Regions from separate parts of the Homo sapiens genome. Here region 2 is linked to region 1. A link is a loop called in an ENCODE intact Hi-C map of the cell type or tissue named here. Cell type or tissue: GM12878. All regions are shown on one strand. Each heading gives the region's core, and the rest is flanking DNA. Links, peaks and the distances in the headings are about the cores only.

What was found. A loop is a pair of places that touch in the nucleus more often than their neighbours do. Peaks named below come from ENCODE experiments on the same cell type or tissue, not always from the same donor. Only the 100,000 strongest peaks of a DNase experiment are listed, where the experiment ranks them.
Region 2: a loop joins it to region 1, with 2.1 times the contacts of the local background. A loop is called at or near these places in 1 of 110 quality-filtered maps.

What each region holds. Positions count from the first base shown.
Region 1 is chr3:152,125,054-152,129,435 of GRCh38, forward strand. All of the region lies in intron 2 of LINC02917 (long intergenic non-protein coding RNA 2917), which reads right to left. Among named protein-coding and RNA genes, the nearest start is that of LINC02917, 78 kb to the right of the region's middle. In GM12878, for the core only: no CTCF peak of the experiment used is centred there; DNase peaks (open chromatin) are centred at 1,339 and 2,198.
Region 2 is chr3:152,175,003-152,179,410 of GRCh38, forward strand. The region is part of intron 1 of LINC02917 (long intergenic non-protein coding RNA 2917); the gene reads right to left. The region is part of intron 1 of LOC101928166 (a long non-coding RNA gene); the gene reads right to left. Among named protein-coding and RNA genes, the nearest start is that of LINC02917, 28 kb to the right of the region's middle. In GM12878, for the core only: no CTCF peak of the experiment used is centred there; no DNase peak of the experiment used is centred there.

The DNA.
Region 1 (4,382 bases), core at 1-4,000:
CGCTGTCTCTACTAAAAATACAAAAAATTAGCCGGGCATGGTGGCAGATGCCTTTAACCCCAGCTACTCAGGAGGCTGAGGCAGGAGAATCCCCTGAACCCAGGAGGTGGAGGCTGCAGTGACCTGAGATCGCGCCATTGCACTTTGGCCTGGGAAACAAGAGGGAAACTCTGTCTCAAAAAAAAGAAAAAATGTTATTTCTGATAAAATTCAGAAGAATTGTGCCTGGCCTTTTGGGATCAAACAATACCTTATATATAAATCCCATACACAATCTATATAATACAAAGAACTTTACAAAAGATAGATTTTTAAAAATGTACTTTTCTAGTAACCAGAAGAGATTAAGAAGGTCTATGTTCTAGTAACTAAAGGAGATTAAGGAGGTCTTCGTGTTTAAATTGCTACATTTTTTAAAAATAAAAAATGCATTTTTATACTATTTGGAAAATTGCATGAAATTAGGTTTTTATATCTTGATACCTAAATATTGAATCAATTTAGATTATGTATATTGTAATTTCAGAAGAGCAACTACAGTGATCAGAGTCAAGGATAGTAATTCAAATTAAAAGCAAAAAAATTAGCACAGACTAATTTATATCTTAAAAGCACAGCTCAAGCTGAGCATGGTAACATGTGCCTATAGTCCTAGCTACTTGAAAGGCTGAGGTGGAAGGATCACTTGAGACCAGGAGTTCGAGACCAACCTGGGCAACATAATGGGACCCAGCATATCTTTTTAAAAAGTGCAACTCAAGGTATCTCAACATACTTGAAGAGTAGGAAGGCAAGAGGAGACAATATTTTTATAAGAACATAATTAGGAATAATTTAAATAGCCAAACATGGTATGATGTATTACTTGGTAGAAAGTGATGGCAACAAATTTTAGTGCAATGGGTAAAATGAAGGTAAAAAAAAATTAATGTATCTGAATAGAGCATATCGTTATTCAGAAATACATTGACATTAACATTGGCATAGTGATAGCCAGGATGACTGAATGAGCCCAATGCCTCCCAACCACAGATCCATGGATAAAAGATACAGAAAGTAAGACCAGAATCATGAGAAATTTAAAGGGGGAACTAAAAATAGCTCAGGAGTTGTAAAAGTGTTCAGAACAAATCACAAATAAATAGAAAAAAAACAATTTTGTTATCAAAGATAGACTTTTTAAAGCTGGGGTGCGTGCTTACCATATTACCCATGAATATTGTCAGTAGCCATTACTTTACATGTCTCTCTAAAGCAGCATTGAAAAAGCTGTTCTGAGTCAGAACATTTAGCAATAAATGTTCTCTCTGACAGCAGTGCCAAGGGACATCTTGTTGATGGATATAATCAATCACAAAGTCCTCTATTCCCACGGTCATGCTTCATCCAATCACTAAATATTATCTGTACTTTTGCTATGTGCAAGACACTGTTCTAATTTTAGTACACCATAAGAATGAATCATAGCATCTGCTCTTAGGAACAATCTACTCCAGAGGACATATAGATACCTCTATTATAGGAGCAGAAGAAGTATGTGCCACCCAAATTTCTTTCAGGAGTTCGTAGAGGAAAGATTACAAAATATTCTAACCCAGTGCCTTATATACGATCAATATTTGTCAAATTGGTTAATGAATTTATGAATCCAGTAATTTTCCTGAGCTCCATATAAATCTATTTGAGATTTTCATCCTGTATTATGTTTGTGGCACAAGATTTAGAGTTACCTCTCTATATAATATGTGTGTATATATGTGAATAAAATGACATCATTCAAGATTCTGTGAATAACATCTTTTTTATGAATCTTGGTCTATTACTAAATGTGTACACATGATTTTATGCACTTTGATTATATACATCTTTAGCTTTAATTACTCAGAATTTTACATTTCATAATTTCCCATATTCTCTTCAAAAATCTTTCTATCTCCTGGTTGCCCTCCCATCCTACTGGCTTCAGTTTCTCAGTCTCCTTTGTGGCCTGTGTTTCTTCACTATCTTCCTTATAATTTGGTCTTGCCAGGTTTCTGTCCTGAGCCTCTATTGTGTTCACTATGCATTTTTCTCTAAGTGACAACATTTGGTCTCGTGGTTTCAATGACCCACTAGTCTCACACTATTACCACATCTAATCCCCTAGCTTAGATATATCTTTTAAGCAGAGACTCAAACACTCAACTCTATACTGAAAAGCGACATCTAGATGACGTGACTCAACTCTGTACTGAAAAGCGACATCTGGATGATGTGACACACAGGGATCTGAAACTGAACAAGTCCTATTAATTCTATCACCTAAATATTTCCATAAGCCACACATCCTGCTCATTGCTACACCTTTAGTTGAGTCCCTTATTAGTTCTCAGAAACATTAATTCAACATCACTTCTCTGACTTTTCTATCTCATGCTTGCTCCCCTACCAGCACACCAGGATATATTTGCCACACCACTGACAGACTGATCTTTAGAAAGCTAATCTTATTTTGTTACTTCCCAATTAAAAATACTTTAGTGATATTACATAAATTTTAAAATAATTAGCATGGTATATGCCAACATTGATGACCTGGCCAACAACCACCTTTCTACTTTTACCATTGATCATTCCTATTATTCTCTATAAACCAACTAATAGTAAATTTGCAGGCTTTCAAGATGTCCTCTCTTCATTCTGTGCCATTAGAAATGTTTCTTTCTCTGCCCTTTCTCTCTCCTTTATCTGGTTAACACCAACTCAAGCATTTCTCCTAATACATTTCTCCTAATACATCTTCAAAAAGCAGTCTTTAATCATTAAAAATTTTTATATATTGCACCAAATATATTAGGCAGGTTGCAATCTTTGATGTAGGTATGAGTGCTTCTCTAAGATCATTTTAAGAGTTTAAAGTCTTTTTCTTTCTACTAGGAAATCTGAATGAAAAGATAATACAGACTAAAATTGTCATAGCTGTCTATATTGATGGTTAAGAGTTACTGATCTAAAGACCTAAGTTTGAATCCTGTCTCTCTCAAGTACCAGTTTGGTAACCTCAGGAAAACATTTATTTTAATCTCTCAGTTTTCTACTATCTAAAGTGGTTGTAGTTAACTGCTTCACAGGGTTTTTATGATACTAAATAAAATGTCATATATGAAGCATTTACACGAATATAATTATCCCAGAAAAGCCCTACACATCATCTACTATATACATTATATAATCTTTTATATTTAAAAGTGTATATCTGATATATTTATGAACAAAATGATACGGTGTCTGGGAATTGCTTCAAAACAATCCGGTGAAGAGAATAATCAAAGATGTGGAGGTATAGAGGAAACATGATTGTTTCTGAGTTGCTAACTCTAAAGCTTGTTAGTGGTATGAGGAGGGTCCATTACACTAACCTCTCTGCAAGAGTATGTGTTTGAAATTTTTTAGAATAGAAGTACTTTTAAAAGTATGAAGATTTGCGGTTTCTTTTATTAGAGTCAGATGAAGTGTTGGCTTGCATGTAGAGATCTCATCATATAAAAAGTATGTATCTTTGACTAAAATCACCCTCTGTAAAATGAGAAGCTATGCTTTGAGAGGTATGAGAGAACTGATATGATTTAGGGAACAGAAAATTCAGAACTCCAATCTCATGCTTAGTCCAAGGACATGCACCACAATGTGCTCTGGCTAGCAGATATACCCAGAATACTTAAATTCTCTCTCTCTCTCTCTCCACGCACCCGCCCTCCCACCGGCTTCCTCCCCTCTCTCTCTCCCACCCCCAGAATAAACTGTTACATTCATTTAATATAAACGCATGTATAATATCACATCAACATATACGGTTTTATATTTTTTTCTTTCAACTTTTATTTTGGTTATGGGGGTACACGTGCAGGTTTGTTACATTGATTCATCCTATCCATGAGCATAAAATGTTTTTCCATTTGCTGTGTCATCTCTGATTTTTTCAGCAGTGTTTTGTAATTCTGGTTGTAGACATCTTTCACTTCCATAGTTAGTTGTATTCCTAAGTATTTTAGTCTTTTTATGGTTATTGATGTGCCTCTCAGCTTGAACATTATTGGTGCACAGAAAGGCTACTGATTTTTGCATATTGACTTTGTATCTTGAAACTTTACTGAAATTGTTTATCAGTTCTAGGAGCCTTTAGACAGAAATTATGGGTTTTTCTACTTATCAAATCATATTGTCTGTGAAGAGAGATAGTTTGATTTTCTTTCTTCCTATTTAGATGCCTATTATTTCTTTCTCTTGCCTTATTGCTCTGGCTAGGACTTCCAGAATGTGTTGAATAGGAGTGGTGAGAGTGGGCATCCTTGTCTTGTTCCAATTCTCAAAAACAAGGCTTCCAGATTTTGCTCATTCAATAT
Region 2 (4,408 bases), core at 279-4,278, 50 kb after region 1:
CCTCCACTTATTCAAATACTACTTTGTGTTTAAAGTTCAGTTTGTCCACTCATCCATGAAGACTTCTTTAGTCATTTCAACGTCTGATTGTCCACCTCTGCACATCTTTAGGACTTCTCACCCAGGACAAATGATATTGCTTTATATGGTTATTTGCCTTCTGCTATTAAGCCCTGGCTCTCACAAGTGCCATACCCAGTGTTTATCGAGCTACAGTATGACTTTCCAAACAGTAGAGGCTCAATATCTAGCTGCTGATGATACAGTTGCAAAGTTCAGAAGTGGCTAACCACTCTGCATCTGAATAGAACTGATGCTGAATGAAAGGCTATCATAATTTCTCACAGGGTCTCTGACCCATGATTCACTGTAAAATGTAATTAACATACAGTTCTCATACTTTGTAGTTAGCAGAGACAAAACTGAACATTTGTAGGTACATTCATATTAGGAAGGCTTTGGGCAGTGCAGTTACCAGGGTTATTTGTGTAGAACTATGAATTAAAGAGTTTTGCAAAGGCAGATCTAACATTCTTTTCCGCACAATGAGGTAAATCTTCCATTTGTACATTCACTCCCATTTTCATCTCTTTCTCTCCTTGAAATTTGTTTTGCAAGAACATTTTAATGCATTTATCTCCTTCCTTCAGCTTGTGAAATTACTCATGCCTGGGATGCATAATCGAGAGGTGTCCTGTTACATCCATGGGATTTGAGGCTTTATGAATCATTCCAACATCAGAAGAATGTTTGTATAAGAAGAAATAGATTTATATGAAAAAATGTATAAAGAATTTTTAACAACCCTGGCTCTTGGTTTGGGCAGGCTTACAAGGGAGAATTTCTATGTATGCAGGCAGCAAATACATAGTTGGCAACATTTAAATATTAAAATAGCTTCATGAAGGCAGGTGCTTTTTCACTGGGAATTTGCAGTGTGCATTTTCATCAATTTATCCTCCTCATTTTTACACATTGGAAAGGAATGACTTTAATCCTCAGATTAGCACATGGCAGTCCTTTAAAACTGGAATTACAATTTCTCCAAGCACACGGACATACCTGGTATGGAAAAAGGATAATTATCTTTACAGAAAAGCTACTAGGATGATTTGCCTGAGGGTGGATATGAAATCCTCTGGACATATTTCAGAGAAACAGCAATTTTTAAAAACATGATAGTTAGCTACTCTCTACTTGAAATAATGAGGTTTGTTTTTATTAATGAGAAGTTCTGGAGTTCTGTTTTCATAATGGTCGAGACATTGTGTGTGTGTGCATGTGTGTGTGATCTCTAAAATTTTATTTATACTTATTAAAATTAGGTTTTAGGCTACCAAGAATTTTTGAGAACACTAGAGGCTCCTTGTCACAATAGGAATCATCGGAATTTCAGTAAATGTTATTTAGTCTAGGGAAGCCCTTTCAAATGAAATGGCTAACACTGGAAATAATGCTGGGCATAGGAAGAGTGTGGTTTGTGGTTAGAAAGCCTGCAACTTCTAGTTCTCCAAAAGATCCTTTTTGCTGTATTCCTGTTCTCCTCATTTTTTGAAGTTTCCTAGCATATTTGATTTTCAGAAACTTTTCACAAAAATACCTGAAATTCTTTCACATAAATGAAAATGAATCATTAAATGTAAAACAAAATATTTGAGCTGTAATGGAGACCTGGGTCCCATCAAATCCAACTCCTTTATAATTCTATAGAAATGAAGCACGCTCTACAGAAGTTAAGTGTACAACTGAATTATTGAAAAGCTGGACATGCAGACAGTGTGTTCATTCCTTTTCATCATTGCCCTTTTAAGTCTGTTTTATCAAATACTTCTTTCCTGCCCTGGGATAAAATCTTGGGCTTTTCCAACTACTCTCAGGTATTAATGAATAGTGTGAATGAATAATCTAATTTTCCAAGCATTGAAAAGTTTAATATCCGTATCAGTTAGCTCTGGGCACCATAACAAAATACCACAAACTAAATGGCTTAAAATTTATTTATCACAATTCTGGAGGCTGGGAATTCCAAGATCAGAGTGACAGCTGATTTGGTTCTTGATGGGGTATCTCTTCCTGACTTACAGACGGCCACCTTCTTGATGGTGGGGAAAGAGGAGAGATCTTTCTCTCTCTTCCCCTTCTTATAAGGCCACTTATCAGATTAGCACTCTCTCTCCTCCATGACCTCATTCAGCCTTTACTGCCTCCTAAAAGCCCTATCTCCAAATATAGTCACATTGGTGGTTAGGGCTTCAACATCAAAATCTGGGGGAAGGGGACACAATTCCAACAATAACAATATCAAAGCTTCTGTCTCTCCTCTAATTCATAGCTGAGGCCTAACTAAGCCAGTTTTGGAAAGTGGTCACCTTTTTCCAGTTTTATGTTATTATTCATTCTAGCTTTTGTATTCCTCAATGGTCACAAAGCTGCTTCTTTCTTATGTGATGTGGAAGAAAGATGGGGAAAGAAAGAAGGGGAATTGGTATCATGTAGTTCTCCTTTCTCTATTCGTGCACTTGAGCAGATCTCAAAAAGTTTGTACTTTTAGGGTGTCCTTGGGAGCTTTTCAAACAAACCCATCATTATCCAGGGTCCTCTTCTGCTGAAGACCACAATGCTACAGAGTGTCTCCTCTAGTTGACTGTGTATGACACCTTCCTCAGTCCCTGCTTCTGAGTTTCCTACAGAGACTTTCCTAGTTGTGTTGCCATGTTCCTCTAGTGACCTTCATAGTCAGGCTCCCCTTCCAGATAACTCAAATCCAGCTACCTTCTGGGAGCCATGCAAATGTCTACTTTAACTTGTCAGGAAGAAATAACAATCAAAGCTAGCACTCACTATGTGCCAAACCCAGTGTCAAGCACTCACCATACTTCAACTCATTTCATTCTCACAACCCTCATTTGAATTATTTCTACAAAGCCACAGAAAAATTAGTTACGCAACCATGAACACTTAGTTAATAAGTGGTGGATGTGAAATATGGACTTAACCAGTAGAGACACAGAAACTACACTTTGAACCACTGCACCACACTGAGAGAATGACCAAGAGTGTTTCTTTTCCTCCAAATCTGTCTCATCACTCTGTCATCATAGGCAGCTCCAGCCTCAGTTTCTAGGTGTAAGTCAGGGACTCTTCCTCATTTTTTTCCAACTGAAGGAGCACAGACTAAGTCCTTCAAGGGTTTCATGGAAGTCTGCCTCATTCGATTTATCTGGAAAGCACCACCTGCTCTCCTCTATAATGAGAAGGAGAATAATCAAAACCATAATGTCTTTGGACAAGCTCACTGGATCCTTTTAATGAGCTCATATGGTATTGTTTAGCTAAAGATGGAAGATCCAATTTTAAGGCCCCACTCAGATGGCCTAGAACATCCCACTAGAACATAGGGGTATTTCATACCTGGTGCTTTAATCTTTGAGGCCCCACTGAAATTTGCCAAGGGAGGGAGCATACCATTTTGACATTCTATTTAATGAATTGCTCACTATCACACAATTATCTAGTTGCTAAGCCAGAAGGAAAGTAGTCACATAGCTACTAACAAAGTTAACAAATCTCTAGGAAAACATGGATTTTCTCAGGAATCAAAGCTAAAGGATAAAATGGCAATGTATGTGGGTATATTTCTGGGATGTGTGTGTGTGTGTGTGTGTGTGTTTAATCCGCTATCCATTCTGTCTTCTAACAATAGCAACCATATTTTCTTCTAATGAAGTACTCCACTTATACCTCAGGCTATGTGATCCAGGCAAAATTTACTCAGCTCCCATAGTTCTAGAGGTAGGTATCTGAACTCATTGCAGCCAAATTTCATAGCCACAATAACCAGTTAAGGGATGTACAAGGGACCCAGTTTAGTACAATGAGAGTTTCCTTAGACTTATTCTGGAACTACTATAAAACAGATGCCTTATTTCTTCTGGACTTGCTAAAACTGGTAGCCAATTTTTCTACCAATGGAGATGACCTACCTAGGTATGAAGCGCAAATATAGGAAAACAGCCTGAAAAGAAAGTGAAAGAATCATGATGGCATATCAGAAACTCTGGATCCAGTCATATCTGAAGCTAAATACCTAAAATCTTCAATTATATGGAATTAATACATCCATTTATCAATCAACTTGAAAATAAAATATCACAATAGAATATTAATGGATGGTAAAGAGTTTTTACAGGGCCCATCATGGGGTGTGGACTGATCCTGTTGACACTCCTGAAATTATATTTCATATGTAGTTGATTTTCCTGCTTCTCTACCCCAGTCATCGTCAATGTCCTATCTGCATCACTTTGCAGTCACCTTTGTGCAGAGTCACGGGATTTTAAATTCAAACACCTGAGACTCTGCTTGAAGGCTTCTGGCCATGAAAGACCTTTCTGCTTATGCATTGATT